Regions from separate parts of the Mus musculus genome. Here all the other regions are linked to region 1. Evidence: chromatin loops called from intact Hi-C (ENCODE). Cell type or tissue: left cerebral cortex. All regions are shown on one strand. Each heading gives the region's core, and the rest is flanking DNA. Links, peaks and the distances in the headings are about the cores only. Region 1 overlaps Gas2 (growth arrest specific 2). Region 2 holds the start of Gas2 (growth arrest specific 2). Region 3 holds the start of Fancf (Fanconi anemia, complementation group F).

Region 1 (11,001 bases), core at 2,619-7,618:
TATCTCTGGCCACTTTCCTGTTTTCTGTGCTTCATGTTAGGTTCCTTGCCACAGATTGAACTCACTCCACCCATGTGCTGCTTGCATCCCGTGCCCTGGCTCAGCATTATCCCTTCTGTTTGGACACCCTGAACTCAGCACATCTGTATAAGGCTCGAGGAGCAACCGCCCACTGAGCTGATACAGTGTGAGTTGGCCTGGTCTCTGTGGTTTTCTGCCCAGACATGTTTTGCCAAGCACATTAATGGTCCGTTTTCTGTGCCTCATGTGATTCTTCAGATCTCTGCTGCATTCTCTGATGGCTAATTAGTCACTGCTGTGGTTTATCTTTGCATTGCTCTGACTTTTTTTAAATGAATGACTTACATAACAATATATATTCTTATTTTATTATAAGATATTTAATACAAGAAGTATTGTAAGGGAATGATTCCATAGGAGAATATCTTAATATTTATCTTAGAGACCCACATTTGCAGTACCTGGGGCAGTGCTTATGATGGTATTTGGCACATTGACTTTAGGAACCAATGTTTCCTTGGGGGAGACATCAGCATCACATCCCAAAGTTAAACTTGAGCTGTATCTTCATTAATCTTTTATGTGATGCATTTCTTGAGGTTAGATTTTTGGTGGGTGTCCCAGAAGAGCTTTTATCATGAATCAAGAAAGGCCATTAGAAAAAAGATAAAGCCTAGAAAGATGCTCAAGAAAAAAGCAGATGGCTATCAGAGGACAGAAAAAAACATTCCCATAAGAGTTGGAGAGGTCATGTAGAGAAACACCATCAGGATCAGAGAAGATGGAATAAGGAAAATAAAGATACAATCAGACACTATCAAGACTGTTGAAGGGCAGTCATGAGCACAGAGCACAGAGGAGGAAGGGTGGTGAGAAGCCGTGTGGAAGGGTTATAAGAGCCAGGTAGACGCACATGGGATGGGGATGGGGGTCACAAAGGGCTTGCTCTGCCATAAGAACATTGACTTTCTCTTGAAATCATACGGAGATTTTAGAGAAGCTTATAGAATAAAAAAAATCATGAATAGATGACATTGTCCATCAGTCTGGTTACATTGCAGAGAAGAAACCATAAGTGTGAAGGTAGGAGAAATGTTAGCCAACCATATTGGGCTGGGGAATGTGTGCATTTAAACTGTGGCCACTTACCAAAGTCCTTCTAGTGATCAAAGTTCCATTTATAGGGGCCAGCAAGATGGCTCAGCAGGTATACATGCTTGCTGCCAAGAATAATGACCTGAGTTTCAGCTGACAACCTGAGTTCAACCTCCCAGACCAAGTGCAACAAAGGAACCAACTGCTTGTCCTCTTATCTTTTCATGCCCCTGCCCATGTATACATACACAAAATATAATAGGCATCAGAGCCCCATAAGTTCAGCCTTCCCCTTAAATATGGGAATTCTTTAATGTGGGAACATGGAGGCCAGGGAAGTTATCTAACGTGAACCACTGAGGCCATCTTTGCGCCTTCAACAATAGCTGAAATATAGCATCCTGGCATTGGCCACTCCTGCATCCATCTGCTCAGTTGCTGTAACTGGCTGGTTCCAGTACATTGTGATTTCTACTTGTAAATAAGGAGTTGCTTTGGTGAGAATTTTATACAAAATAGATTTGCTGACTACTCACAGAAACTAAAAAAAAAATTCCAGAGAACGATATCTTTATGCCTTTTAACGGTAGTTACTTTTTTTTTTAATCTCTGGGTAGTATCAAATAAGGTCAAATAAGTTAACAAGAAGCACAGAGTGGTGTTCCTTATCAACAAGTTTTCAGACATTTCTTACTCCAAGTTCTAATTCTCCAGATGCTGCCCATATCCCACAGTCCCAGTTTGCCTGGTGATTTAGCATGCTTTTTGCTTAGCATAATAGGGCTATAAAAAATGTGCTGCTCTGCCCCCTCTAAGCCCCACAGTGAGCCTGTGGCATTTATATTAAAACTGTACCTTGTGCCAAAAATCCTCTCTGGAGTATTCTCCAGACATTTACAAATTTCTCAGCATGAGTTCATTACACACATGCCCAGAAGCAGTGGTTCCAGATGTGTGGCTGAGTTGAGAGCTTTGCATACAAGTTAATACATTTTTCTCTTATGAAGTCTGCAAGTTCTTCATAACCTGTGGATATTCTCCACCTACCAAGTGGCTGGCATAGGTGTCATGAACAGGGTAGTGAACAAGGTGTGTCTTTGTGTCCCAAGAGTGGGAGAAAGACACAACACCCAGATGGATGGCCAAGTGTAAGAGTTTAGATATAATGATTTACAACTTAAAGCACATAGTTTCTGTCACAACTACTCCATTCTCTTGCTTTAACTATAATAGGTAATCAGTTAACATGACTGTGTTATAATAATACTTTATGTACAGCATGGTGGACTAGATTGGTCCTGTGGCTATACATAGTTTTCTATGTGCTGACATAGATCACTGCAATGCCATCTTAAATGCTAGAAAGAAAAAAGACCGAGGAATAGCGGAATCAACCATATCCACTCTGATTGGGTAATTTGGAGGTGTGTTGGCTTCTCTAATTGGATGGTTTGGATGTCTTTATCTCTGATTGGGTAGTTTGGGTGTCTTTGTGCCACTCTGATTGAGTGGTTTGGTGGTCTGAGGGTGCTCTGACTGGGTGGTTTGGAGGTATATGAAATGCTCTAATTGGGTGATCTGGAGGTCTTTGAGTCTCTCTGATAGGCGGCTTAGAGGACTGGGGATCACTGGTTGGAGGTCAGCGATTTCGCTACATGAGGAAAGAACTTTTGTCACCATTGCCCATCTACTTTTCCTTTAAAATGTAGGTAAAGGTAGGAAAGTTAGAGACTACAGAACTAGGAGACAGTAGGAACTATGACACCTGGAAATGTTGTTCTGTAAGTAAAGAGGATGTTGAAAATCTCCCTCTCTTCAGCCTGTCATCACTATCCAGGTTTACCTTGTATTACACAGTGCTTACCAAATGAGGGGCTTTCACTCAGCACTGAGAACATGTGACCTTCACCGCAATGTCTCTTCTCTCTACTCTGACATCATGCTGGACCCGTGGACAGAAATTGATCTGGTTTTCTTCCTGGTTGCCTCATTTGTTGTTCTCCTATAGTTGATACATCATGATTATTATATCATTATAGATTCTAGAAGAGGTCAGAGTAGTGGCTACATTTTACAGTGCATCAGTCCAGCCTAGCTTGGGCATGTATAACACATTAGCTAATGAAAAGGAAGGATGTACTCCTAAAATTCATAAATGTCCCTGATGATATATGTAGGGTTAGATCTGTTGTGGGTGCAGTTGTTGTTACGTGCTGAGCCACAAGGAAAGATCAGGGTTTGCATTTAACAACAATGTCCAGTGTTTGCATCATGTGGTTAAAGTATGCAGGCAATAGAGATCTCCATTGTGTAAGGAGCTGAATAAGTTCCTTGACTTTAGATCACTTAGATCCATCTGGAGGAAACCCAAGATGAACAGAGAGAAAATAAGACAGAAAGTAAAGGTGCCTGGCTGAGTTGAACTACACTCATCACCTCTCTTGACAAAATTTGTGGAGTACTTACAATAGACTTGACACATTATGGATACTAATGTATTTAGATGACTAAGACCAAAGGATAGACCATTCATCAGAACCCCTTCCACAAAAAAGGTTCAAAATCCTATAGGTATCTTGGGTTTTCGGGAGAGAACTTTTAGAGGGTGTCGAAGCATGTGTGTCCTAGAACTAGGACAAACTCAAGCAACACCAAAGGCTGGGGGAGCAGAGCAGAAGTTTGAATGATGGTGGGCCAGTTTGGTGATACTCTAGAGAGAATTCAGAGAAGGTGCTAGGGCTCGGTCCGTTGTCTGTGGATGATGCACTGTCACCGAGGAGGTTGGTTCTAATGACAACAGCCTCATTTGCTTTCGCTCATAATTCTGGAGGCGCAACAGGGAGGGGTCACCTTTGGTAGTACAGAGTGTCACCTGACATCAGGAAGTTCACATGCATGTCACTTTGTCTCTGTCCCTCTTAGAAGGCCGTTGGTATTGACTCCCAGGGACCTTAACCTGACTATGCTGAGAAACACCAAACAACACCATCAAGTTAATATCCCACCAAAGTTATAACACACAGTAGGGTCAGAATTAAACGTTTGTTTGGAGAAAACAAATTACAACAAGAAAAAAAGATTGGGGATCAATGTGGAGAATCTTGATGTCAAGCCAAAGAAGTAGCATTCTGACGTGTGGATTACATCAGAGTTGGAAAGAATGATTAAGTTTATAGAAAATAACCTGCTCAGGGGCTGGCAAGATGACTGAACAGGCAAAGGTGCTTGTCACCAAGGCTGATGACCTAAGTTCAGTCCCTAACACTTAGATGATAGAGGAGGACCCGACTCTTAAGTGTTCTCCTCTAACTCCCAAGTTTGCCATGGTGTGCGTATGGTGCACCCCCCCCCCCCACACACACATAAATGCATGTGCATTGTGTAAAGCAGATTTCTGCACCACATGTTTATTCTATTGTTTGATGCACGACCCTGATCAAGCTCTTCAGTCTGCCTGTGGCTCATCTCTGTTGAGAACTGTGACAGTTTTTTCCAGAGGTCTGATCATCTACCCATTCAACAGCAATCTACAAATTAATCTGGTTCTTAAGAACTGAGCTGCGACAAGACAGGGCCCCAGCCTTTGAGGGGTTCTCTTCTAACAGAAATGCATCCGAGGGAGCAAACACAGAAGGTAATCTAAGGTTCTGATCAGGTCAAAGGGAGTATTAGGAACAGTTAGAAATGGGCTCCTAGTAAGACCTCCTTTCCTCAGTGGGTGAGCCTGAGGAGGACTGTTGGTCTGCTGGGTAGGGGCTTGCTGAGGACGGGCTTGCTTTGAGAACAGAAGACAAGGAGCAGCTCAGATGTAAGAAGAAAAATGAAGATTGAAATTGGCTTATCTGAGGGCTGAAGCTAGAATATTTGTAGCTTGTGTTTGAGCATGTCTGGAAAATGCCACCAACTGAGGCATGCATAGCGGTTAGAAATCTTAGCTTTAGGAGTGATGCTGCCCTCTAGTGGCCTCTTGAGCATTTACACCCATTCATGGGCCGTTTTTAGTTTCTTCCCTGGACCAAGGAGCTCAGTGAAAGTATTGCTGCTTGGCCTGTTTGTTCTGTTAAATGCATGCATAGTCCTTAGGAAAACAACGAGAAGAAATTCTGAGCAGGCAGCTTCTATTGAAGAGGGTAAATATGCTTATTTTTGTAACCAAGTGATGTTAGAGGCAGGGACAAAGCCTGCTCTGTTGGGCAAGATGACTTGCATGTTTCCGACCGGTCTGTTCATTATATAAACTAGGGGAGACAATGGTCCCATTAAGGGTTATCTGCTTTTCACTTGAGTATTTTTTTTCCCTTTGGCGCTATAAAGAGCAAACCACCCTAGATTTAGAGAACAGTTTTATTCTATGGTGTGGGTACAAATTCTTTCTCCTCACCCACAAGAAGATTCTGAAAAATTAGCTCCAGAATGCTTTCGGTCCCACACCCTGATGCACATTTTCCTTCGTGTCCACCCCCTTGATTGAGGAGGTGATGGGGAGGCAGAGAAGACTGAGAATTCGACCTGCACACCCTGGCTCAGCCCTAGCCGAGTGGGCTGTGAGTCCACCCAGCACACTGTGCTGTGTCCAGGTGAAGGGCCTTGGGGGTGCCAGCTCCTCTTCCTGCAGGGGGTCTCCTTTGTCTGCCAACTCACTGACACCAGTCTCAGCAGCATTGCTTCTATTGTAGCTATCATTATTTCAACTTGGCACTCCTCCAACAAGCCTCAGTTTCTCTTGGGTGGGCTTTGTTGGAGCACGCACTGTCTCAGGGTTACCTGTAGCAGATACATCACTCTTCTCGTTGAAGACATTTGTGACGCTGCAATTAATCGTCTGTGGTCTTGTTCTTCAGCATTACAGACCTCAAGGCTCCATTTATCTTTTATTACAATGCATCCCCTCAATGTATTCCATTCACTAGTGAATGCTCTGTTGTAGGGCAAGGCTCCTCCCCTCATCCCTAGCTTTTGTACCACACTGACTCATAATCATATATTAAATGTGTTGTGCAAAAACAAACAGATGTCCTTGATGAAATAGAGACTTTTGAAAGTTCAGCAGGCATGCCACTGACTAGGGTCAAGGTTGACAGCTATAAATAAAGTGGTAGGGACTTAGAGAAGGAAAACTGTACTTTTTGCTCATGGAGTTTATATTTGACACTGTTCCTCAGAGGATGCAGGGACTTAGTTTCTCTCTCTCTCAGCACTCTGCAGAGGTGGTGGGACTCAAGAGCATGTTTAGACCAAATGTCTCTGTGTTTAGGAAGAAAGATGGAAGCTGAGGAATAGATGTGGACCCTGAAGGGAGGTTCTAAAAATGTCACTTCACTTTCTGATTACATCTAATCTACTGTAACTAAATCCTGTGACCATATCTAACTTCATAGGAGATTTTTAAAAGTAGAAAGTAGGCTTTGTTCTGCATGTGGAGGAAAAAAAAATGATGCCAGGAGCAGGCTGGTCTTTACCAGGGAACCAGAGAACATACCATAGTGGCTAGGTACCAGGAGTGACCATGTGGCAGGTCAGCAAACATTATCTCAACACTGGGGTTAGGGCTTTGAATCTATGATGGGTGATAGAAATGAAAAGAATAAGAGTTACTAATGTTCAAACCATTTTCCTTTGAACATTATTTTTATAGATGTTATTTATTTTTAATTTTATGTATATATGTGTGCATGTGTTTGTGTGTGTGTGAGTGGAGTGCCCTCAGAAACTAGAGGGGTCATATTCCTCTGAAGCTGAAGTTACAGGGAGTTGTGAACCACTGAACTAGAGGACTTGGAAAAAAAACTTGGGTCCTTTGTAAGAGCAGTACAGGTTCTTAACCCATGAACCAACTCTTTTGCTCCATGAGTGCTATTTATTTATTTATTTATTTATTTATTTATTTATTTATTTATGTCCTGTTTTGCTATTTTGGGGAATTTATATAGGAAAGATACCAGTCAAGAATGGTTTTAATAAGGAATAGTGTATTTTTAGGGTAAAATGTAATCTCTTACAAGCAACTTAATTGTAACTTGGACTTGATTAAATTCAGTTAACCATCTTTTAAAGAGTATATGAGCTTTTAAACACTGTATATATAGCTTTTAAAGAATGTATTAATGAAATAGTAAGCAATATTGAGAAATAATAAAAGAATTCTCATAAAAATGTATGCTTACTTAATGTCTCATGATTTTTAAGGTACTGCAGTTTAGGGCACTTGATCTTACAGAGTCTCTGTCAAACTAGATAGATTTCCATATGAAAACCTGGGAAACGAACAGATCTGTCTAGAGATCTGTAAGTGGCAGGGTCAAGACTAAACTATGTTCATATGGAATTAACTTTGTTTTGACCTGTGGGACCTGCCAGAGCCTGAGGGGAGAGTGTGGCAGAGTGGAGGGAAATAACACATCTCCCCTGAACCTTTGTGGAAACAGGCAGTTTCCCAAATGCCTCTATGAGGGAAATGTCTCTATGGCATTTACATAGATAGCTAGTTCCTACGCAGTACTAAAGGGAGTCTTGCTTAATAACTGCAGCAAAAACCGAAGGGCAGAGCAGCAGAGCCTGTTGTCCTGTGATAAATAAGGGAACCACCCCTAGCCCCGCACTAAAACACCCTGTGGTCCACACTCGGTGTCACTAAGCAACCAGGTGCAGCTCGCTTTGAATTCTGCACTAGTTATAGAGGCATAAGATCTCTCTGAAGGCTCTTCAGAACTACCCTTTGTAGAGAGCTGGATTAAATGGCACACAAGGGCACCATGGCCCCTTTCACCCAGTATTTTCTGGCACAGATCCTCATGCTGCTGTTGCGGCAGGTCACATCAGTGCAGCTGCCACTTGGCCTGATCTAGAATTTCTCATTTGAGGTTTAATTAAAATCTCTAGCAAGAGCTGTCTGTCATTTCTCTTTTGAAAGTTTTCTGTCAGAAGGAAAAAATGCTTAGTGTTGAGCCCTTCTCCTGGGGCTGTGTTGCCATTGTTTCTGTAGGAGGGCTCCTCTGGTGATCCCTTCAACTACTTGTAGGTTTGAATTGGAAATCTCAATAGAAAGCAAATCGTAATTGGTGGTCTGGACTCATAGCTGAAGATAAGGGGGGTGGTAAGCATGGAGGTTTATTTTTAGCTCACTATACTGTATTGTCAAGTCAAAACCACAATATCATCAGGAGTCATTTTTATATGGTAGTCTCCTCTTGAAGTTGTAATTTTCTTGGTCTTGAGCTTAGAGAAATAGGGGGTCCGAGCTATGAAGTATTGTGCACGTGTATTTCACCAATGGCAAGGATGCTTGGGCTCAAAGACATCAGGTCTGATTAAAACAACAACTGACTCTCAGTGCAAACCAATTGATATTCTGCAGGATGTGTACACTGTACACATTTCTGATAGATCAAAATAAGGGCTATGTTACTTAAGTGAATTTTCCTGAAACATTTTTTAACATGATAATGTAGAATAACACACATTTTATACTAAAATGTAATATGGACCCAACACTATTTTGTCAATCTGAGTAAGCTATAAAGCTGCTGTGAGAGGGACTCATAGTATCTAGGACACATTGTGAAACGCAGAGAAAATACTAGCCTGTAACTTTAGCAGTTAGCAGCAGCAGCATTACCACCATTATAACCATCACCATGATCATACATTCATAATTGTCACCATCATCATCACCATCTTAATTTCCTTTGTCATCATCACTATCATAGTAATCGCCATCACTGTCTTCTTAATTTCTTCAGAACCTAATTGTGAAAAGGTAGACCTTAGGTCCTGGCCAATTGATAGCTACCATATTGCTCAATAAAGGTAAGACCCAGCTGCTCTGGGGTTATAGACTCTATTGAAAAGCCAACTTGTGAATGTTACCCAATAAGCACTCCTTACTCTCAGCTTCAAGGGGGCAGATTTGAATTGATATCTAATGTACTTTCAAACTCAGATAGTTTATGTCTTTCACTTCCAGTCACTCTCCTCAGCTCAGTCATATATGGTGGTGTGTGGCGGACTATGGACTTTGGAACCTCTTTTCTGAAGGATAAAGTAGATCTATAAGTAGCATCCTTCTAGATTATTTGGTGTAAAGAGCCAAGTATGTCATAGAAAGTTTTCATTCAGCATCATCTAAAGGATTCACTTTGTCCTCTTCAGAGTCAAAGCTTGCTAGGCTACTCATCAGGCTAATAACTCCAACCATGCATGCTCAGGTTTCTGGAACTCTCCTTCAGTCCCAATCTCAGAGTGGCATTCCACCTTAAAATCTTCTCACAAGTAGTTTTGAACTTCCATGTGTCTTTTGTCTTCTACTCCCACATAGGCTCTTAACCATCACATCATAGCTCCCTGATTTCCTAAACTTGATGTTGATTCTGACTTTTAATACTGAGAATCAGTTTAGATTCATTTGCTGAGATTCATCTGCTAAGATGACTAAGAGGTTCCAGCAAGCCTAACATAACAAGTTCTATGTCACACCATCATGGATAGAGAACAAAATAGGGAAGTAATAATAGAAAAACTCCATCATAGTCTAAACCAGTGGTTCTCAACCTGTGGGTCATGACCCCATTGGGTTCAAATGACCCTTTCACAGGGGTCAGTAGAAATAATTCTGCATATCAGAAATTTATATTGTGATTCATAACAGTAGCAAAATTTATGGTTATGAAGTAGCAACAAAAATAATTTTATGTTTGGGGGTAACCACAACATTAGGATCTGTATTAAAGGGTCATAACATTAGGAAAGTTGAGAACCATTGCTGTAAACACTGTCTCTACTGAGTGAATACCAAAAACACCTTGTTTGATATGAACTGGAGATGTTTTCCCACCCAAGTACAGCGAATGTTAGTGATTACCAAGGGGGTGGGGAAACTAAACAGAAAAACAAAACAACTGTTCTCACAAAGTGTATCCTCTAGTCTGCAGAGGAAATTAAGGTCAAGTGTACATAGCCTATGGTGCTCTTCCACCCCCTTTTTCTACTCATCCTCGGTGAGGGATTGTCTGTTCTCTCTGATTCACTCTGACACAAGGCCCCTCTGGAAACTGGTTTGTCTCTTGACACATCCTACTCTACCAGAAGAATTAACTAGGGACTGTCAGAGGGCACTGGAGCACCAAATATTTCATCTTCATGAATGAGATGGGCAACACACAGCAATGGACTTGTTGATTTTAGGACTTGATTGGTATCTTGGGAGTTAGGGATGCCTAGGTACCTCCACAGCTATGTCTTGGGAGATTGTGTGATTCACAGGGTTCTTTGCTTCTAATGCCTGCATCCTGGGTTTGTGATCACTTCTGCAGAGCTTGGGTGCTTGGCTCAGATTTCTATTGCCTAAAGTACTGGTATCTTCACCTGAAGGGTGGTTAGAAAGCCTTTCAGTTTCCCTCTTCAGGGACTGAGACTATAGGAAAGTGAACAGCCAAGGATTGGGAGAGGTGTAGAACCAGAAGATGTGCTGTTAGCACACATGGGAACTGCTTTTATGATAATTCTGAGCGTGTATTATGTCCTGACCTGTAATTAAGTCTAAAGAAGGAAGAATACAATCATACAAGTCAGACTTCTCCAGATCTTTTAGAAATTTTCCATAGAGAGATTTAGTTAAAATTAAAGCACAACTTTTATGGTCTCTCTTCCTAAAGATAGATCCTGCTTGTAAGAGCTCTACCTCCCAGTACCTTAAGACATCCATCCTTTCATCTTAGTTTTTTCACAACAATCACGATGCGTGCCTGATGTATGTTATTGAAAGCAGATCTGCATTCATATCAGCTGAGCTAAAATTATGCAAAGGGGCATCGAACTGATACCATAAAGTTTATTTTTACACAAGAATTATAGAAAATACCAGTGGGCATTCAACAAATTCCTTGAAGT
Region 2 (11,001 bases), core at 3,032-8,031, 96 kb before region 1:
AACAAATACTGACACAGCTCTTTGGCTCTTTGGGTCCTCAATGGAGTAGGTGATGCCCACCCCTACTGGTTATCAGGAAATTCCTTCTTCATTTATTCAAATTCTCACATCTTCTAGAAGCAGCACCCTTGCAAACACACCCAGAAATAGTTTTAACACTTGCCCCTGATTGCCATGTGTCCATTAACACATGAAGTTAGCCATAACATACTGTGAAAATGAAATTGTTCTTAGACAGTCTCACAGTGACAACAGATTTCCCAAGGTCATTTATGAGGACTATTATTCCAATAATTGCCATTGGCTTTTTAGCCTACCTGTGGGATGTCTGCATTGATTCCCATTGGACCTGTGTCTCTGTGTGTATATGTGTGTGTTCGTATATATATTTGTATGGTTGTGAACATCAAGCTCAGGGACTGACTTTACTAAACACTTCTTTATTGGTAATGAATATCCTCTCTTACAACACTGTGCATGTCCTCAGAATATCGAGCACTAGCCTAAAGAGCTTCACATGGCTTCCTGTGTGTTCATGTCATCATTTGCTGTGACATTCTCCAAAGATGAACAGCAGACAGGGGAGGCAGGAATTTATCTGCCAGTTTTGCTACTCTTGAACTATACTTTTAAAACCCTTTCATTCATGTAGGTAGCACCTGTAAGCAGGTAACAGTGGAAGTCAGATACCCAAGAGCTAGAGTTACAGGCAATTATTCATGGGCCAGTAAGGGAACAAGGAATCAAAGTCTGGTCAAGGTTGACAAGCCCTTTTAACTACTGAGCCATCTCTCTAGCCATCAAGAAATAGGAAGGTTTCTTAATGACTTTCTGGAATATTTATCACTTGCTTTCATCTTTAGGTTTATTGCATGTCTTCTAATCTCCACTCCTTTTGTTCCCCTCCAGAATAAGTCAATAGTTATTATTTCCATTGAAGCGAGTAGGGATGGGGGACAGAAAAGAGGAAGGTAGCACACAGATGGGGGGGGGGGGGCAACGAGGCATATAATTGGTTACTCTACTCAGTTAAGAAAATGGATACTTCATGTTAGGGATGATGTGAAAAATTTAGTAACTCAGGAAACACCCACTGTTACAGATATTTTCCTGTTTCTATGATAATATAAAAACAAAAATTGTAGTGGAGAATTCTTTAAATCTGTCTTGGTTGTTTTCAATGGAGTAAAATATCAAGGTCATAATTAGATATTTTTGATCTCCTTAAGTGAGACAATTGCTTCATTCCCCTTCCACCCAGATAGGTTACATTTCCATCACTGGACTCTGGCTTCCTATGATAAAGAATTTGAGTTGAATAGAAGGTTATCTTTGGAAACATTCCCAGTGAGTAACTGAAATATATAAAGAAAATACTCATTTTGAGAAACACAAACACCCAAGCAAATAAAGAAAAACTACTGTTTGCCATTTGGTCCAGTTTTATTTTTGCTGCTGTGATAAAATACTGATGAAAAGCAGCTTAGGGCATGAAAAAGTTTATCTGGCTTACAAATCTAGCTTACTATCTTATTATTGAGGGGAAGTTAAGGCAGCAATTCTAGTAGCTGTTCACATGACATCTGCAGACAAGAAGAAAAAGAAACAAATGTATAGATTCTTGTTTGCTTGTGTGTAGTTCAATTTTTTAACTTTTACACAGTCCAGTATTGCCTTCTTAGGGAAAGTTGATGTCCACATAGGTTGAGTCTTTCCACATTGTTAAATCAAGACACTCCCCCAGAGACATGCCCACAGGCCAGCCTGATCTAGACAAATTCTTAATTGAAGTGCTCTTTTCATGTGGTCCAAGGTTGTGTTAAGGTGGCAGAGTGTTTTTTCTTTGAGAAAATTATTAAGATGGGAAAAGTTATCCAAATTAACTAAAAGATCGAGATAGAATATCCAAATTAGCAAAATCAGAAATGGGAGATAACAACAGACACTGAGAAAAAAGACATATTTTAAAAAGCTCTACTCTAACAATTTAGAAAAATCTAAAAGAAATGGATAGTTTTCTAAATGGATACCCACTTACCAAAGTTAAATTAAGATCACACAAATAATTTAAAAGTCTGCTTAAATTATAGAAGCAGCAATTAGCAGCCCTATCCCCCACAAAAAAGCCAGGGCCAGGTGATTTTAGCACAGAATTCCATACAACTTCCAAAGAAGTGTTAATGCTAGTACTCCTCAAATTATTCCTCAAAGTAGAAACAGAAGGACATAAGGGACATTGCCCAATTCATTTTTTGAGGCCATAGTTGCCTTGATACCTAAACCATATAAAGACCCAACAAAGAAAGAATTACAAACCAATTTCCTCATGAACATGGATACAAAAATACTCAATGAAACACTTGTAAAAGATATCCAAGAACACACCATAAAGAACATCTACTATGATCAAGTAGGCTTTGTCCTATAGATACAGGGATAGTTCAGTATACATAGATCACTATATGTAACCCAGCACATAAACAAATTGCAAGATGGAAACCACATGAATGTCTCTGTAGATGCAGAAAAGCCCTCTGATAAATTCAGGTACCCCATCATCATAAAATCCCTGAAGAGATTAGAGATACAAGAGATATACTCAACATAATAAAGACAGTTTGTAGCAAGCCTATAGCAAATATCAACATAAATGGAGAGAAACTCAAAGAAATTTCATTAAAATCAGGAACAAGGCGAGGTTGTCTACTCTCTCCATACTTTTTCAATATAGTACTTGAAGTCTTAGTGAGAACAACTAAGACCACTGAAGTTTACCAAGTGATAAAAATTGGAAAGGAAGATGTCAAAGTATCTTTATTTGTAGATAGCATGATAGAATACAAAAATGACCCTTAAAAAATTCTCTCAGGAAATTTCCACAGCTGATAAAACACTTCCAGCAAAGTAACTATATACTAAATTAACTCACAGAAATCAGTAGCCTACAAATGACAAATAGATTAAGAAAGAAATCAGGGAACTAACACCTTTTACAATAGACTCAAGTGGTATAAAATAACTTGGGGTACCTAACCAAGCCAGTGAAAGACTTGTATGATAAAACTTTAAGACATTGAAGAAAGAATTTGGAGAAGATAACAGAAGATGGAAAGATCTTCTATGCTCATGGGATGGGAGGATTAACATAGTAAAATTGGATAACCTAGCAAGGCAGTCTACAGATTCATTGAAATCCCCATCAAAATTTGAACAAATTTCTTTGTACATTTTGAATGGGAAAATTTCAGTTTCATATGGAAACACAATACCCAGGATAGTTAAAACAATCATGAATAGTAAAAGAACTGCTTGATGTATCAACATCCCCAATTGCAAATTGTACTATAGAGTTATAACAATAGATACAGTATGGTATTGACATTAAAACAGTCACTGTGACCAGTGGAATTGAATTGGAGACCCAGATATAAATCCACTCACCTATGGACACCTGATTTTATATGAAGAAGCCAGAAATACACAATGGAATGAAAAGATAACATCTTCGACAAGTGGTGCTAGGTAAACTGCATGGCTGCATATAGAACAATCCAAATGGATCCATACTTAACACCTTTCACAAACCTCAACTCCAAATGGACCAAAGCCTTAACATAGATGGATATACAGTGAATCTGATAGAGTAGAAAGTGGGGAGTAACTTTGAACTCATTGGCACAGGTGAAGGCTTTCTGGATGGAACACCATTAGCACAGGTACTGAGATCAACAATAAATGGCTCATGAACCTGAAAAGCTGCAGAGCAAAGGACACTGTCATTTGAACAAAGAGGCAGCCTACAGAATGGGGAAAGATTTTTACCAACTACACTTCTGATAAATGGCTATAATCCAAATTATTTAAAGAACTTAAAAAACTAGATATCAAGACAGTAAATAACCAGCTAAAAAGTGGGCTATACTTCTAAACAGAATTCTCAATAGAAGAATCTCAAATGCCTGAGAAACACTTAAAGAAATGTTCAACATTCTCATTCACCATGAAAATGCAAAACTACTGTGATATTTTATCTCACACCCATCAGAATAGCTAAGGTTCATAAAACAAGTGACTTTTGCTTGTAAGAATGTGGAAGAATTGACAGGGACATGTGTTATATTTACAAAATAGAGTATTACAACCATTAAAAAATGAGATCATGGGATTCACTTGTACGTTGGTTTGAAAATGCTTGGCCCATGGGAAGTAGCACTATTAGAAAGTGTAGCCTTGTTGGAGTAGGTGTGTCACTGTGGGGGTGAGCTTTGAGGCTTAAGCTCTGCCCAGTTCCGATAAGAGCCTCCTCTTGGCTGCCCTTGGAGCAAGATGTAGAACTCTCCGCTCTTTTAGTACTATGTCTACCTGCATGTTGCTGTGTGTCCCACCATGATGACAGTAGACTGAACCTCTGAAACTATAAGCCAACCCAAATAAGATGTTTCCCTTTATAAGATTACCTTGGTTATGCTATACCTTCATAGCAATGGAAACACTTGCTAAGACAACATGTAACTTGATGGGGCTAGAACAAATTATCCTGAGGGAGGTGATCCAGACTCAGGAAAACAAATATGGCATATATTCCCTTATATGTGGATATTAGTTGTTAAGTCAGTGATAACCTGCAAATAATCTATGGAACAGAGATTGGATATACAGTAAGGGAATCAGGGGAGTGGGGCAGATACAACTCTCTAGGAAAGGGAAATAGAACAGATAGTCATGGATGGATAGGGTGGGAGACTGGAAAGATTAAGTGCAGAGGTGGAGGGAAGAGAGAAAAGAGGGAAGGAATACCAGAAGAGAAAGCTAAAATTAAGGGCCATTTGAGGGGTAGTTTGGAAATATAATACAGTAGAGATGTCCTAAAATATATACATATGAAGGTTATCTAAATGAAATCCTCAAATAATGGGGGAAACAGAGCCCCAAATTGCCATCTCTTTTCATCAAACAAAGCTTCCAGCACTGGGATTGGATTACATCTATTTGAGCTGTTGGCCAAAAGGGTCCCATGGGAACCCTTATGCAACCTATACTGTTGACAAGATGGCTCTCTACAAATTGATGGCAAGGCTCCATTGCTTAAGACAACACTTACACAACTCACTAAATGTGGTGAAGTTGAGCTGGTGTCATGTCAGCTTTTCTTTTTTAAAAACTATTTTTTGCCATATTTTCTTCTCTCTATAACATACAGGTCCTTTGTGTGTATACTATGGCTTTCAGTTTACTGTTTCTATAAGGTTCTTGAATGTGAACGAGCGGGTCTCTGATTTTTAAACCACTTTCTTGGGCTTGTTTCTTTCTGTCTGTTTAGTTTGCCCTATTCTGATGTGATGATTTATATTATAGTCCCTGAGAAGCCTGTTTTGGAGTGAGAGACAGGAAGGGTGCATTTGGATGGGAGGGTAGATGCGGAAGAACTACAAGAAGCAGAGGGAGGGGAGACTCTAATGAATATATATTGTCAGAGAAAAAAATTATCTACAATAAAAGGGAAACAACAACCACAGCTAGCCTCCAAAATGCATCTTTGGAACTCCTGTGCTCTATTTTCATCACCAAAAGAATATTTAGCTCAACTGTAAAGAATGCAAGGAAGAAAATATAAGTTCCCCGTTGCTTCTTGTATTTTTATACTAGATCTGCCTTGAAGGGCAGAGACTGGCATGCTGCATAATTTAAAGCTTAGAAATGGGAAGGCTGGACCATGGGGAGGTGTGAGTGTGTGTGATTGGGCTGCTTCACTGCCCTCAAAAGCCTCCTTTTATTTCTTTAGCATTTCTCCTCAAGTCAGCAAAAACATCTCAACTCCCTATTTATAATGGAAGTAATGAATAATGAGACCTATTTTTATCTAAGGGAAGATAAAATATAAGTAAGCTTTTTAAAGTCCAAGGTGGTAAACTCTTTGAACTCCCGGGATATCTCCTGGAAAACATATTTTAAGTCTTTGGATGATGATGATGATGTTTTGACGGTACAAAATTACTAAGAATATAAAGGTTTTTGTAAAGTGCGCAGGTTCAGAAATTCAAAATGCCTTGTGGAGGAGAGTTCTATGAAAATTAAAACCAGGTCAAACTGAGAAATGATCTTCCTCATGGTTATGCGTGCCAGTTCACCAAGTTTTGTCTGTTCTCTTTTCCCTCCCTCCCTCCCTCCCTCCCTCCCTCCCTCCCTCCCTCCCTCCCTCCCTCCCTCCCTTTCTTTCCTGTTCTTTATGTAGGTCAGTTTTAGATACTGTTCATTTTCAATTTGAGGAATGATCCTTTTCTCCTTTGGGTATGCTAAGGGGAACTCTGGAGCCAACAGTTGCAATAGGAAATATAACAGAAATGAAAAGCATGACTAGCCTAAGTCTTTCCATTGTCTTTCTCTTTTTGTTTGCACTGTCACTGGATGCAAATAATTGGTACCATTTCTGAATATTTTAGAGCAAGTAACCCTCCAGATGGCAACAATAATAAATGTGGAATGCACTTTCACTGGCAGGTAACGTGGTCTGCCTTTCTTTGCTGTTGTAGATTTGTGGGTATATTTTGTTGGTTTTGTTGTTCTCTGGTAAGAGATGTGAGTATGACTTATTCCTTTTTTTTTTCCTTTTTCTTTTTCTTAGATATTTTCTTTATTTACATTTCAAATGCTATCCCGAAAGTTCCCTATACCCTCCCCCAGCCCTGCTCCCCTACCAACCCACTCCCACTTCTTGGCCCTGGTGTTCCCCTGTACTGGGGCATATAAAGTTTACAGTACCAATGGGTTTCTCTTCCCAAGATTCATTCCATTTTAACCTAGTATCTAGGGATCAGCGAGTACCTGTGTACTGCAGTCAAGCAGGCTAGATGCAGACATACACAAGGAGATCCCTTGAAGCAGACTCTGGGAAGTTGAAACCCAACACTCAGCTAGAGGCTTCTGTCCTTCAGAGGTGAACCAGACAGTCCAACATCTGTCCACTTCTTGCAAAGCTTTTCATTTTAAATTTCATAACTTGACACAAGCAGTTGGGGTGAATTGTCTGTGATGTTCAACACAACACTGAACTATGCCTGAGAGAAGGAAGGGCACAATCACATTTCCTTCCTAAAGTAGAAAAAGCCCTGGGTGCAGATAGCCCTTCTAAACTATGATATTTAAACAGAATTTTAAGACATCACATTCTTCTATTTGTAATGAACACTGGCCCAAGTTACTAGAAAGCTCATGCCACTGAGTGTGCAAACTCACAGGTCAGGAAAGAAAAACTTTCCAACACCCAATTTTAACATTGTGCTAAAGTCATTGACTGTTAAAACTCCTGAAGTTAAATATGATATCCTCCCAGCTCCCCACCCCTCTGTCTTAGCTTAGTGTTTGGGGGACAGGCAAGGGGCTGGAGCTTGGCCCCAACTCGGAATTGCTGCCAAGGGCTTGTAATACAATCTCTCCCATTTGAAGGGTAAATCAGTGTCAACCACATTTGCTGTCCAGCAAGGGGGAAAAAAAAAAGTAAGCGTTTTACTTCCTCTTGGTCCGTGTGGACTGATGAAATGTAGGAAAGCTGTTTCTGGCGTGAGGGCTTAAAATCATTTTCCCAAACAGCACCAAGAGGAGCCATCACAGAAGTATGAAGAGGGGCGGTGCGGCCACAGCTGCCGCCACCGTGCTGCTGGGCTGTGGGGAGCCAGGGCCACAGGACCCGCATCTGGAGGAGCCTCAGGGGTACACACCAGAGCGCGGGTGCTGCTGAGCTGAGTCGCAGGGAGCAGCTGGCTGGGTGAGCACGCAGCCAGGAGGGGAGCCCAGCTTCTACTGCAGTCAGGAGCGGGGGAGGGACCTGGAAGCAACACCCGCAGCAGCAGCAGCAGCAGCAGCAGCAGCAGCATCACCAGCACCACCAGGAAGGGTGAGCCGTGCTCACTGTAGTGGGGGACCTCCTGGTACCCAAGAAACAGCTTCCACCCTTCCATCCCTATTGTTGAGCAGTACAAGAAGCCCTCTGGGACCGCTCAGCCAACCAGGGGCGGAAGTGAGGAAGCCTCATTAGCGTTTGGACGTAAATGTACACATGCGTGATGCTCAAGCGAGCCTGTAACGCTATGCATGCTCTGCGGTTATGGGGGGAGGGGACACTGGGAGCTTGGCGGTCTTATTCACACTTCCTGACCTTTTGACTTAATGGGGGCAGAGGAAGGAGAGGTTGTGATGCAATTTGGGGTGACTGTTTTGGTGAAAGAATTGGGTAGAGTTGAACCTTCATTTGTGTGTGAACAAACGTTAAATTTATCTAGAATTTTGTATTTCGACCTGGTGTCTTGTTTTAGCCTAGCCTGATATGACTGGAGTCTGAAACTGTTTAGGGAGCAAAGGAGCCAACTTATTAATTTTTTGTATTAATTACACTGGAAAATTAAATTATATCAACTCTAAAGAATTGACTTGGTCCAGACATCCCGAGTGAGTTCCTAGTGTGGGATTAGAATGAGAGCAAACTCAGCGCCTAACATTCTGTTTTCTGTATTCTAATACACATAGAGGTGGGGTGGGTTTTTTCTACCAATTACTATTTTTAAATTACAGTCTTTGCTTTTTCCATTTTCTTTATCTTCATCTTTGTTTTTATCGACTCCCTACCCACCACCCTAAACCTCTCTTAACAAAGTTTGATGATTTGTTCATAGGAGATTTTATGTAAAGGAAATAAGATCCTGTGTTCAGAGGGACACTCATTTGGCCTCATGGTGTTAAATAAAGGCTCAGACAGGTTGGGAGCATCCGCCAGGCACAGGAAGTCCTCCTTTCCTTCCCACCTGTCCCAAGGGACTCTGAGAGGCAGGGCTGAGAACAAACTCTGTGGTCATTGCTGCTTTTCCCAAACAACTTCTTAGTTTTGTGCTCGTAACTACAGCTCCCGACTGATTTGCCTAGCTTGTCTTTGGCTTCTATCAATGAGTCCTTCTTCAAGGAATGCCCTGCTCTAGCTGTGGAGAGTGTGGTGGTCGTCCTTTCCAACATGGGTGTTCAGGTTCTGACTGCTTAAGAGAAGGTAAGAGCTGGAGGAACCAAGGCAGGGCCACGGTGCCTTGCCTGTGCACCTATGCACCTCGGAACCTGTGCTGCGGGCTGCCTGAGAAGTTTCTGACCAGGAAAGATAGCTTGGGTTTCATCTGTGTGCCACTGAGCTTTACGTACAGCTCTTCATTTTATCTGTGAGACCCTACTTTGTGCATTGGACTATGCTTTGCTGGGAAAGAAATCTACATGGCAGAAGTCACCAGAGTCAAAGGACTTGTGATTGGCCCCTCTCCTTAAGTTTTCTAGCATGGCACCAAGCTTGATACCAATCACTAATTAAACTTTTTGAGTTTGAAGATGTGGCAAAATTTCAGGGCTTAATTTTATCTGCAGAAACATGCCTTTTTGAACTATTGTTCAGAAGTGGAGGGTTGTGCCAGTTCACAGAACCTTGTGAAGACCTGAGCTGGTTAAAATATCTGGTGTGTTTCTAGGAAGTTTCGATTAAAATTTCTGTAGAAATTGTACCATTATTTTTGTGTTTTTGTGATTTTGATATTGTGTCCCCAAAAAGAGCCAGTTTATTTAATTTTTCTTGAACTCTCACACAAGTTTTCCAATCAATGTCGTTTGACTAGAGGAAAGACCAGGAGGGAGACTAGAAGTATCTTCTGCCAAGGTGGGCTAAGGTGTGTGGTGACTTCATGTATTAGATGTTTTCAGGGTAATTCACCTGAGATGTTTCTATTCCCTTTTTGTTATGTGAAATACATAACACACACACACACACACACACACACACACACACACACACACACACATTACATATATATAATATTGCACGCAAATATATTTATGTGTTGCATATATATCTGAAGAAAATGTGGAATTCTGATAGTTCATTGCTATATTTGAGTTAAAATATAAGTTTATGTTATAAACAATATGTAAATCTTCTCACAAAGTAAGTGCTTGCCAAATTGAGTTATATAAACTTTTGATGTGAGCCGTAACAGTTTCCACATAATGACTTTAGATGGTTTTCTACTCAAATTGTGTTTCAGCTTAATCTGGCAGAGGTCTAAAAATCTGTGCTTCATTGTCTGGAAGAATAGTTAAGTAGGATTTTTATAACAATGACTTGTAAGAAATTTGAACTGCCAGAAATATTTTGTCTTGAGAAAGAATTGTATGTGTGTGTGCATGTTTTGTGTCAGTGTGTGTGTGTGTGTGTGTGTGTGTGTGTGTGTGTGATTGTTTTATCCAAGATAAGTCATTATCTGGCTATTAGTAAAAAAGATACCTAAAGAGTTAGCAACAGAGACTGGGTACAAGAAAGGTATGGAGGTTTAATGCCTGAATACCCCATTACTTTGGGCAAAATATCTTCCTAGGCCACCAGTCTCTTAGGAGTATTTGAGAATTCCACTTCTCAACTTTTCTAAGGGCTTATGGAGTCTATTCTCCAGTTATGTAACTAAAGCTGTATATTATTTTGCCTGATACTTTTTCAATTTATTTTGATTTGGTTCCCGACAGAGGTTATAGCTCTATTACAATATCTGAGACTGCTTTTATGTTTAAATTGTGGACTTTATTTTCTGATTGGGCTCTTGAATTGAGGTTTCACATTTATAACTTGGAATAGAGGTACAGACATGTGATGCCAGCACCTGGGAGACTGAGGCAGGAACGCTTTAGAGTTTAGCCCAAGATGGCTCCATAGTGAGTTGGCACAGACTGGGCTACAGAATCAAACCAAATTAAAATACGACCCAATAATAATAGCGGTGTTCTAATGAGAGGCAGAAAAGTAGTGGGTGTGAATAGGAGGGCAAGTGGGAAGTAACTGAGAAGAGGAGGAGGACAGGGATATGTAATCAGGATTTATTGTATGACAAATAAATCTGTTTTTAATAAAATGAAAAAATGGCAACAGCAAGGATTTTGCATTCAGAACATTGACTGAGGAGCTATATCTTCCAGAGATGCTACTGGTTG
Region 3 (11,001 bases), core at 3,009-8,008, 110 kb before region 1:
GGCCCAGTATTGACCTAAAACAAACCTGTTCTTTGCATTCTGCTTTCTCTATAGAGTCTTTAAAATATACTTGGCTCATAACATACATACATATACATCATAAACAAGGCATGGCAGCGCACATCTGTAATCCCTGCTGCTGAGGAGACTGGGCCAAGCAGCCCTGAGATCAAGGTCATCCTGTGCAACCCAGCAAGATCACTTCAAAACCAAAGATGGTTTATTATGAAGATTGGACGTTAATAATGTTTAGAACATCAAATCACAACACAGTGAGAGTGCTTGCCAGATGAGTAAATATTTGCCACTTGAATATGGTATCATAAGGTATGGATATTATGAACACAGAGATGAATGTGTCTTTGGAACACGTTCTCTTTTAGTATGAATTGTGGTAGTCAATTTCAGAGGAAATCCTAGGTTCTAGGTTACCATGAGTGTTCAGACTTTGTCAGAACCTTGTATTATACAGAAATGCAGTGTGTGTTATGTGTATGTATTACGTAAGTTCTACGTAAATATAAAATGCAAACTCAGTTTTCACACTAGACCTATACCCTGTGGTCACAGTGAGGTCCATAGGAAACCCTGATTCACTAAACTCCAAAAGGCAGCCCGTATATTTAGAAATGATTTCAAACCTAGAATATAGGAAGATTTTTGGTGGTTGGGGAAAAGCCAATATTTCTAATGAACTGGTGATAACAGTTCCCATCTGCTAAAATAAGTCTTTTTTTTTTTTCTATTTGGACAGACTTTTGGATTTTGGAGAACTGAGGTTTCCTTTGGACATGACAGTCATTGTGTATGGAACTTATCTCAGGTTGGGTTTCATATCACTCCCTGTGTAAAAGGATAGAGCCACAATAGGACTTTCAGACATGGTGAGCTCCTTTTAAGTCAAACCCCAACCTCAGTATTAAGAACAATGACGCTCCCAGAGACAGCTGGAGACGGCCATCACTGTAATGATTTCAGCTCTTTCCCTTAGGGCTAGCATATTCCTAAGTCAAAAGGGCATCCTTAGCCTACCAGGACAATGAGCGTCTGATTAATGAGGTGGTGCCACTATTCTGATAGAGTAATTGATCATTTCCAATTAATTCCTGAGAAAAATCAATGTTTGCTTCCTAGAGTGTTTACATCAATTAAGTTGTGTCAATAATGAATATTGTGTATCCAGTTTTTAGGAAGAGTGGGTATTCTGTTTATAACCTGTTTCTACTTTTGAACTCTGGCGTACAGCAGCAGCATAAAAAAATGTGACAGCAAGAAAAGTACACTTTAACCCTCAGCAACAAAATCCTTTTTTGGGAGAAGCTAGGGACTGTATACTGTGGGCCAGGCTAGCCTGGATTGTGTGTGTAGCTCAGACCAGCTTGGAACTCATCTCTTAGTGGTTTGAACTCACTATGTAGCCCAGGCTACCCTCAGACATAATCATGACATGGATGAACACTGATTCAACTCTGAGGTATAAAGTAACTCTGGCAAGCTCTTAAGGCTGCCGGGCTGAAATCTGAGAAAGTCACCATGTATTGGGACTTGATTCTTGTTCAGATCAATCCTACTTAAATTATTCCTAAAGTGGTTTGCACTTCTTGGACAGATGCCCCAGTGATGATGCTCTATTTCCATTTATGCCAGCAGAGCAACTGGTTCCTTACGTGTGTCAGTTGCAGTCTGGGGTCCTAGCTACTCTAGGAGAAACAAGTTAGAAGTGGTCTTCTTCCCCACTGAGCATATTCTCAGAGAGAGACACACATACAAACTATATGCACTCATGAGCAAGTCAGGGAAGCCAGCGAAGAGCAATTGTTTTTCTTGCTGACTTGCATATACCCAGGCAGTTGGAAGGATATGGGGGCTGGGGGGGGGGTCTTCTCTTTGAGTTAATCTTTCTAGCTAATACCTTCACAGATCTGTCCAGAGGCTTGTCTCTTAATTGATTACAGATCAAATCAAGCAGACAACCAAGATTACAACCCAAGAAAATCAACTCAAAACAAAAAGAAAGCAAAAGTCAAAGAGAAATACTGTGAAACACACAAAGAAACAAAGTCCCATCAACAGCGTGGGATTTGCTCTCCTCTTAAGGCACCTCGGACTCTGAAATGCAACGCTGACTCTAGAGAACCAATGAGCGGTAGCTCTTGCAGAGGGCCTACATTGGACAGTTCACAGCTAATTATAACTCCCCTTTAGCCTCCAAAGGGAATTTATACTCACATGCAAACATCCTCATACAGACGCACATATGCATTCTTTTTGTTTTGTTTTGATAAATCTAAAATAAAAATTTGCTAGAAATTAATCCTGGAATCATAAAAAAGCATATGAGATGTCACATATATATGTATACATGATGGGCAGATTTGAGAGGAAGGAGGTCAAATAAAAATTTGGACAAGTGATATTAAATTTATATATTAAGGCCTTGCATTACCAAACCTTGCCAATACTACTTAGTATCACAGGCACTGTTAATATTACATAGATACCCACTTCTAAAAATAATCATTTGACTAAAAACTGAGGCGTATAGAAAGAAAAGCATATTTTTCCCTCATAGACTCTAGGAAGGTCTCTTCACCCTTTTCAGCTATGGACCCAGGTAACTTACTGCAGCACACTGGCTTCAGCCTATTAAAAGAAAGATTCTGATGTGGGTCCTACCTACTTCTACTTATTCACAAGGTGGCCCAAAGCAGTGTCACAGATATACTAAACTGCTGAGGGATTTAGAAAGTTTATTCCCAAGGCTAGCTAGTCACTACAGGTAAAACATGGGGCAGATTATCAGTCCTGGGAAACAGGACATAAGATACCAACCGTTTCCATAGCAGCAAACTAATATGGAGACAGCCAGGAAAGAGCTTTAGGGTGTGAGCAGCATAAACCTTCGAGTATAGGCCCAGCCAGTCACAGGAGAGATTAGGAACATCAGGAGTATGGCGGAAACGGTGGGGATGCAAATGTTGAACAAAAGATCAGTCACTTGAAGATAGGAACAAGACCACTTACAAAGGCACTGCAGTGCAAGGAGGCCCTTCTTTCTCAACAAGGAAAAGGAGACAAGTGAACTGACACTCCTGAATGATAACGGAAAATCATGCACAAAGCAAAACCACCTTCACACACGAACCAGATGGACTTTTGCAGATACTCATTAAGATGTTTCTCACCATGAGATATTTCCCCAAAGAATCCTAAAAACAAAACAAGATAAACAAAATCTACTAAGTAAATGAACAGAAACACAACCACAGAACTCACAAACTCACTGAAATGGAAGTGATAAAAGTTTAAGGAAAAGATGTCCTTTACTATACGAAACGTTGGTTTGGCTTCAAGCAAACAAAAGTAAAACAGCAGAAAATGAGCTGTGAAAGGCATCGGGATTAAAACTTCAAACCACCGAAGCTGAACCACAGAAGTTAGCTGTACGTGCCAGCTCATACCTAAAATCTCACCATTTAGGAACCCGAGGAAGGAGGATCCCCTACGAGTCTGAGGCTGGCCTGGGCAGACAGGGAGTTCCAGATCAACCTGGGTTAGAGTGAGACCCTAAAACAACAAAACAGAAGCAAGACAGCAAGACCCAGCTGTCGCTCGTGTATAACTGCACAAAGAATCCAAGTCAGAATACAGCAGATGTGAAAGACGGTTCACACAGATCAGGGCTAGAAAAAGGGATTTGATCACAGGAGCAAAAGAAATGATACTGCTCTCTTCAGATAACTGTATTCGTTGTTTAGACTTGTGTCCTAAATCAGAATCAAAATTTTGCACTATATGTCCTTTTGCTCTATTTCTAAAATTAGAAATTAATTTTGTGAGTTATGGGCATTTACCATGGAGAAAGTGTGTTGAACCCTGGAAATTTACTTAGCAAATTATTAACAAAAGCATTTATTATTAAGTTTAAAACACTTGAGCAGACAAAGTTGTTTTGTTTTTTTGAGACAGCTTTTCTCTTTGTGTAGCCCTGGCTGTCCTGGAACTTGCTTTGTAGACTAGGTTGGTCTTGAACTCAGAGATGTGCCTGCCTCTGCCTCCCTAGAATAAAGTTGGGTTCTTAGTCAGAGAATACTCAAAATAGTCTCCATCCAGCAAACATGAGGAAAACCAGAATCAGACATTTAAACACCTGATGACCCCAGGTTAGGGCTATTAACTTGATAAATGGCAGAAGTGGTCTCGATTCTCTTAACTTACTAGATCCCTTCATCATATAACCCAAAGGGGTATGTTTACACTTACTGTGCTCTAAACACTTAAGTGGGTACTCAAGAAATGCTTTAAACTATTTGCTGTTATTTTGAATTTCAGAGTAGTGACTTGTACAAAGAACAAAATTTTCTGAGCAATGCAATTTTAATGCACACATAGGTTGGTAAACAGGTAAAAGAAAGCAAGTTTAGGGCTCTAACTCTAGCCCAGTCAGCTTTGAAGTTAACATGATGCTACCACATGTTGCTGGTTGAATAAAACTTTGTACTACTGAAGAGTGTTAGGAACCAAGTAAATCATACAAAAGTACCCTTCTTGGAAAACGTAAAGCTGCCTTTTCTTTTTAGGGTGAATCTAGTTTTAGTATTCTTACAAATTAGCTTTATACGAAACAAGCTGAAAATTCGATGGCTTTAAGAATTCTTTCACGATTAATGATGTAGCTCAGTGGTGAACACTAACATAGGCAGGGTCCTGGGTCCATTACCAGAACAAAAACAATCTCTATATAATACATATTATATAATATATAAATTTATAGATATTGTGCATATTATATATATTTATATTATGAACCATTTAAAATTGGCCCCTGAATAATTAGGTTTTGGGAGCATGTATATAGGGAATTGGGGAGAACACTGACAATTTGTAAACTGCATAGTCAAGAAGTAGCAGGATGCTGTGCATAGAGGCTTTGGTGAGAAGTATGCTTGTTATTCCCTCTATGGGACAGGGTCTGTCCAGATGCCCAGCCTGGGAACTGAGAATCTACTCTAGCACGATCCCACACTCAAGCACCACCAGGAGGTCTGTCCAGATGCTCATCCCAGGAACCTCGAAATCTCCATCCAAGGCTTTGCGGGACCTTAGGGTCACCAGCACCTCTTCCTGCAGAAATGGCTGGGCATGGCACAAGCTCTGCAGCCTTAGGCACAGCTCTTCCCAGGGCATGTCCTCCATCTGTGTAGGGACCCAGGCACCCTTTTGCAGATCATAGTGCAGCCGCGTGGCCCACGTTGTGAGCAGGTCCAGGTAGGCGCGAGACAGTGCGTGGTGGCAGCCCGCCACGGAGGCCAGGCGCTTGGCTGGCAGATGGCGGCAAAAAGCGGCCAATACCTCGGGACTTTCGAGAAGCCAGCGCAGTAGTTTCTGTGTCTCATCCGCACCCGCAGGGTCCGTGGCCTGGGCTGGCTCCGGGTCTTCCTCGCGTAGCAGCAGCGCTTCGGCAGTCACGTCGAGCACGTGCTCCCGCGGCCCGCGCGTCCACAACGTGTCCAGGAGTTTGCGCGCGGCCGCGGAGTCGGCCCCGCCCAGCTCGTGCAGGCGCGCGTCCAGCAGCTCCGCGTGCGTGCGCAGCAGCGCGCTCCTGGGCGCGTCCCCGCCGAGGCGGCACAGCAGGCGCAGCGCGCTTCCGCGGCGCGCCAGGAGGACCAGGCGCGACTGCGGCACGTCGTCTCGGTGGTCCGCGGCGGGGCCCGGGAACAGCAAGCTCGGCAGCGCGCGGGCGGCGGCGGGCGCGAGCGCGCGGTTCCGCAGCAGGCGGAGGGCGAGCCGCGCGTCCCCGGACTCCAGCGCCGCGAAGCTGCGCAGCCCGAGCGGCCCTCCCCGCGCGGGGAGCCGCCTCTCGAGCGCCTCCCGCACGCGGCCGCGGCCCGCGAAGCGTCGGTACACGTGGAGCAGATAACGCGCCCACTGCAGCGCCCTGCGCACCTTTTCGGCGTCCCACGTGCTCACCAGCGACCCACACGACACGGCCAACAGCTCGGAGAATCGCTCGGTTTGCTGCACAAGCGGCTCCATGGCGGCCGCTTCCGCCCTGACATCCCGAGGCGCGAGCCGATTGGACATGAGCGTGAGCGCCCGCCTCAGCGTGCTGTGCCATTGGACGACGGCCGTGTCAGTCTCGCACCATGGTTTCCGGGGCACATTGGCGCTGAAAATGAACTAGGGCAAAGTCCCAAGCTTTTACTCTGGGTCTGGGAGAGGACGCGTGAGTGCGAGTTTGAGCGCTAGGATTTTATGTGCTCTTTTGTTTTAAAAATGCCAGTGGTAGACATTTAGGCGCTTCCCCGAAAGGGGACCCATGTTCATCATTATTAGCAGTGCGGATGTGATCTGCTTGCGAACTCAAAGCTCTTAAATGGCCCGTTTCCCTGGTACTTGTGGAACCAGGACCCTCACACGCTGTGCTGTGAGTTCCCGGGCTTTTTTCCTTTTTCCTTATTTATATTGTTTACTGATTCTGAGGAAACCTATCACTGAATTGTGCAAGCAGCCTTTCAGTTTGCAGTCCTGCCTCGACTAACCTAGTGACTGGCAGCACTATCCTGAGGCTTACTAGCCATGCAATAAATGAAAGTTTAAGCTCAAAATTAATCTACACATTTATGCTAGACTCTGAATAGTTCTGGGCATTCTTATCAGAACATATAGTTAAGCCAGTTTTGTTTAGTTTTTAGCCATTAGCCCAGACTATAGTGTTTGGCCTTGTGATTTTATTTTAGTCTGTGTGATGGGTTTTAAAGTTTCAGGTGGTAGCTATTAGGAATTACAGAGGTCACTGGTTCATCCACTTACTAAATACTAAGTCACGTGATGTGATAGCCAGTGAAGGACAGGACTGGCGCAGTTGAGATAAATGTAGTTAAAGCTTCCCTGTCCCACAGGAAACACTAATGTTCCTTAGAGAGACTTCAACTTCATAATGCGGTAGACAAAAATAAGAGTCACTAGATCTTAGATGTTAGGGAAAGCCCCATTAAACCTTCCTTTCAACTGAATGCCCAAAGAATACACCTGGAAATGCTTCAAGGCCATGGGAACCGTTAATAAGTCTTAAGCCACCAGAGTGAAAACCAGATCTAATCCAGGGTGAGAAAGAAGTCCAAAACAGCTTCATTTCCAAGTGGCTGGGACAGTTCAGAGAAACTTCACCAGTGCTCACCTTTTCAAAACCAATATTATGTTAAATCTCAGTACCACAGTGAGTAATTATTTGTTTCACAGTAGCCATCTTTTATTAAGTAGCTATGCATCCCTCCGACAGTTTCCCATCAGAAGAATGCACTTTGGATTTCGAACCAGTTTTCCATTTAATTTGGAACAATCTATGTAGAGGCTGAAAGATGATAAACACTTTAATTTCAAGAAACCTATGCACTTGAGGCAGACATTGGGAGGATTCCCAACCCATGTAAGTGTAATTCAAATCAGATTTTGTGTAATTTTAAAGTGCCAGGTATGGTGATTTTAAAGACCAATTGGAAATGGATAGGAGAGCACTGAAAGGCTATATGGACTGATCTTTGATTTAGGCTGCACAAATACTTGCACCATCAGAGGATAGTGGAAAATCACGTGAGAGGAATCACACAAGTTAAAATGTCAGTGTAATATGTGAATACTGTATGCTGAGAATGCCAGGATCAACCTTCCACCTGCTGGTCACACTCTGCAAATCCCCAATATGTAGTAAATAAGAACAGAAAATGGAAGCCCAGTGTTAGCAAACTTTTATTAAAATAGCATTTCATTCAAACACAGGAATGAGCAACATAAACAACTAACATAAGATACTTTCACCAAGAGCTTCCCTCAGGACTCTAGAGAAGATGGAAGCCATATATGTGACATACTGGGGTAGGTTTTTGTTGCTGACTTTCAATATGTACTCTGTGGTGTTTTCAGTAAGATGTCCTCCATTGGCTTTGGTGTTTGAATACCCTAGTTGGTAACACTGTTTGAGAAGGTGTGGCCTTAGGTTAGGCTTCGAGAGCTTAGAACATCAACTACTTCCAGTTTCATCCTTTTCTGTTTCATGTTTGCAGGTGAGCATGCCAACTCTTAGCTTCCTTCCTCTGCTGCCTTGCCCAGCCCCTGCTGTGATGGACTCTTGCTCTCCTAGAACCCTCAACCGTAAGCATAAATAAAACCTGCTATAAGTTGCCTTGGTCATGATGTTTTATCATAGCATCAAAAAGTTAACTTGTACTTTGGGATAGCAGTCAGCTCCACCCTCAGGGCCAGAAAATGTTAACTGAACCAGTTAATGAAACCCTGTCTTAATTTACTAACTAGTCTAGGAATCCAGCTGTAAGCCTCTCTATATAACATCCTCTACTAAATAAAATAAGTTCAGAAGTGGCCAGAGGAATTCACTATAGTCATTAAGGCCTACAGTATTCAGAAAAAAAAATCTTACTCTAAAGTCAGTAATTAGTCTAAGCTGAACACCAGGCATGCTTATGAGAGAGTTTCTTTGTCAGGAAGAAACGTTGAACAGTCCTTAATCTGAATCTGCTTATAAATACCTTATATATTTCTAATTGCTTTTGTCAATCTTGTGGGGTTTTTCAAATTTATTTAATTTAAATGTACGTAGCTAAAGTAGCCCTTGCTATGATGGATTCTATCCGTCTGAAACCATAGACAAGGGTGTGTTGGTCATGGTATCTTGTTACAGCAACAGGAAAGTAAATGTTGCAGTAGTAATCGGACCAGTGAGAGCGGTTTTTTCCCTTTAAACCTAGCGTTTTATATGTGCCTCTCAAATGTTCTTTACTGGAGTATCTTTTGCCTGGATGTGAAAAGACTGGAAACATTGCTCAAACACAAGCCAGAAGCCACACTGCATGGTAATGGAAAGTGCATTGTGTTTCCTATTATCTGACCTAGGCTTTTGTAAATAGAAAGGGGGAAAATTATCCACTTGCCCTCTCCTTCATTAATGTGTTTTCTTCTCTTTCCCCACTGTCCTGAGCAGAGGATAGCTCATCATCATGTTAGCTCCTTGCCCTTGCCCTTTGATTTTCTGCTGAAGTAATCAGTATGAGGCCTTAGCAAACAAGCAGGGGGACCAAAGGCAGGCTCTGTCTTCTAAGGCTGAGGCATCTTCTTTCTGCATCTGTTCTGCACGATGTTCCCCCTAGCAGCCCTCTGGACTTCCTGCATGTGGGGTCATACTTACTGACTGCTTTTGCCTTGCCCAGATTTTATACATGTTCTTCTGTTTGTTTATGTTCAAAACCTCTCATGAGTCTGCCCTTATTTTCTGACAAGACCTCAACAGAGTCAATTGCTCAAATTCTCAGTCATTTTTATAAGTCATGTGAGTTCATGAGTCATAACATTTTCCCTCCACATTCATCTAGCTAGTGATGAGTACTTTAATGAATGTATTCTGAAATACCTAACATTGACATATGAGCTGCCAGTCTGTGACAGAAGTCATCATTACAGCAAGTATATGACAGGTGATGTGAAATCATCCCATAATGTAATTAACTAGAGGTGAACAAAGCATTCTGTTAACAGTGTGGCATGGTGGAGGTGTCGGAACAGGGGCCCGGATGGTGAAGACTTTAAAATACCTTCTGCAGTTTATAATTATTTCTTTTATAATTAATAACTTGTCTGTTTGTCTGACTTTCTTTTCTTTCTTTCTCTTTCCTTCCTTCTTTGCTTCCTTTCTTCTTTCTTTTCTTTCTTTTCTTCCTTTCTCCCTTTTTCTTCCTTTTCTCCCCCTTTCTCTCCTTTTCTCCCCTTTCCCTCCTTTTTCTCCCCCTTTCTCCCTTTTTCTCCCCTTTTCTCCCTTTCTCCCTTTCTCCCTTTCTCCCTTTCTCCCCTCCCCTCCCCTCCCCTCCCCTCCCCTCCCCTCCCCTCCCCTCTGTTCTTCTCCCTTCCCCTCCCTTCCCCTTCTTTTGTTTTCCCCCTTCAGTAAGAAAGGAAATGAGCTGTTTTATTTTGAATTAGAAGATAGCTTTCATGTAGATATATGACACTGTTTGCATGCCTTCATTTTTGTATGTTGATGTATGAGCACCTGCCAGGAAGGAGTTTTTGTTTCTGGTTCAATAACTTTTAAGTGTCTGCTGTTCCCATTTTCAAGTCTCCCAAAACTTTTATGTGGATTCTTTAGGCACATTTTTTTCATTATTTCTCAGCCTTCTTTTTTTTCTGGATGGCTGAAAGTTCCAGACATATAATGCAAAATGTCCTAAGAGATTTGTGTGTGTGTGTCTGTGTGTGTGTGTGTGTGTCTGTGTATGCTAAGCAAATAGAAATTGAAAAGTGTGTACATATATAAACTCACTTTAATTCCCCTTTCGTAATGATAGATGAAACTAATTTTTCTAATTAGTGTCTTACAAAGTAGCAAATATAGTGAGAAATTGCCACAAAAGCTGTTGTATTTAATTACTTCCAGACCTCATCTGGGTTATGAGATTGGGCTGCTCTGCTAAGAGCATTAATGTCAAGGAATGTTCTCACACGAGATTCCTGGTATTTCAAAATACCAGCAAAAAGTGATTAAAATAAAGTTTGCAATATTGCAAATACATTTAACTGGAGGGTAACATTTTCATAGCATTGTTTCTTTGTTAATTATCAACATTTTAGTAGGAGGGATGACCTCAAAAAAGTAAAATAAATGTTTAAAATAAAAAGGGAAAATAATTCTTAGGATGCTGCAGAAAATATCCAGTCACATTTACAGGAGATGGCCCCTGTGAAGGGAGAGAAAAGTGTTTGAAGCAAAATGATTGTATAGCTTAGTTTTTTCTTAGATTTTATTCTTTTGAAGAGCATACTGAATATGGCCATTTTTAAAGTCCCCATGTCGATCTCTAACAAATCTGCACATGTTTCTGCTGCTTTTTCCTGTAGAATCCAGAGCATCTCCATCCCTTGCTTAATTGGTACAATTTTGTTATTGTGGTTTTTAAAATAAAATTCTCAAATTGTGTGGATGTTTTGCCCGAGTTT

The links. A loop is a pair of places that touch in the nucleus more often than their neighbours do. Peaks named below come from ENCODE experiments on the same cell type or tissue, not always from the same donor. Only the 100,000 strongest peaks of a DNase experiment are listed, where the experiment ranks them.
Region 2: a loop joins it to region 1, with 2.3 times the contacts of the local background. A loop is called at or near these places in 12 of 42 quality-filtered maps.
Region 3: a loop joins it to region 1, with 3.0 times the contacts of the local background. A loop is called at or near these places in 15 of 42 quality-filtered maps.

What each region holds. Positions count from the first base shown.
Region 1 is chr7:51,967,618-51,978,618 of GRCm38, forward strand. The region is part of intron 7 of Gas2 (growth arrest specific 2); the gene reads left to right. Among named protein-coding and RNA genes, the nearest start is that of Svip, 33 kb to the right of the region's middle. In left cerebral cortex, for the core only: a CTCF peak has its summit at 5,079 (motif pointing left); a DNase peak (open chromatin) is centred at 5,070.
Region 2 is chr7:51,871,480-51,882,480 of GRCm38, forward strand. It overlaps Gas2 (growth arrest specific 2), which reads left to right and starts at 7,488. Exons shown (of 8, transcript NM_008087.3): 1 at 7,488-7,891. In left cerebral cortex, for the core only: no CTCF peak of the experiment used is centred there; DNase peaks (open chromatin) are centred at 5,577, 7,844 and 8,001; H3K4me3 peaks cover 689 bases; H3K27ac peaks cover 735 bases.
Region 3 is chr7:51,856,219-51,867,219 of GRCm38, forward strand. It overlaps Fancf (Fanconi anemia, complementation group F), which reads right to left and starts at 6,049. Exons shown (of 1, transcript NM_001115087.1): 1 at 4,359-6,049. The coding sequence starts at 6,036. The coding sequence ends at 5,005. It also overlaps a transcript of Gas2 not described here. In left cerebral cortex, for the core only: no CTCF peak of the experiment used is centred there; DNase peaks (open chromatin) are centred at 5,651 and 6,097; H3K4me3 peaks cover 1,790 bases; H3K27ac peaks cover 1,094 bases.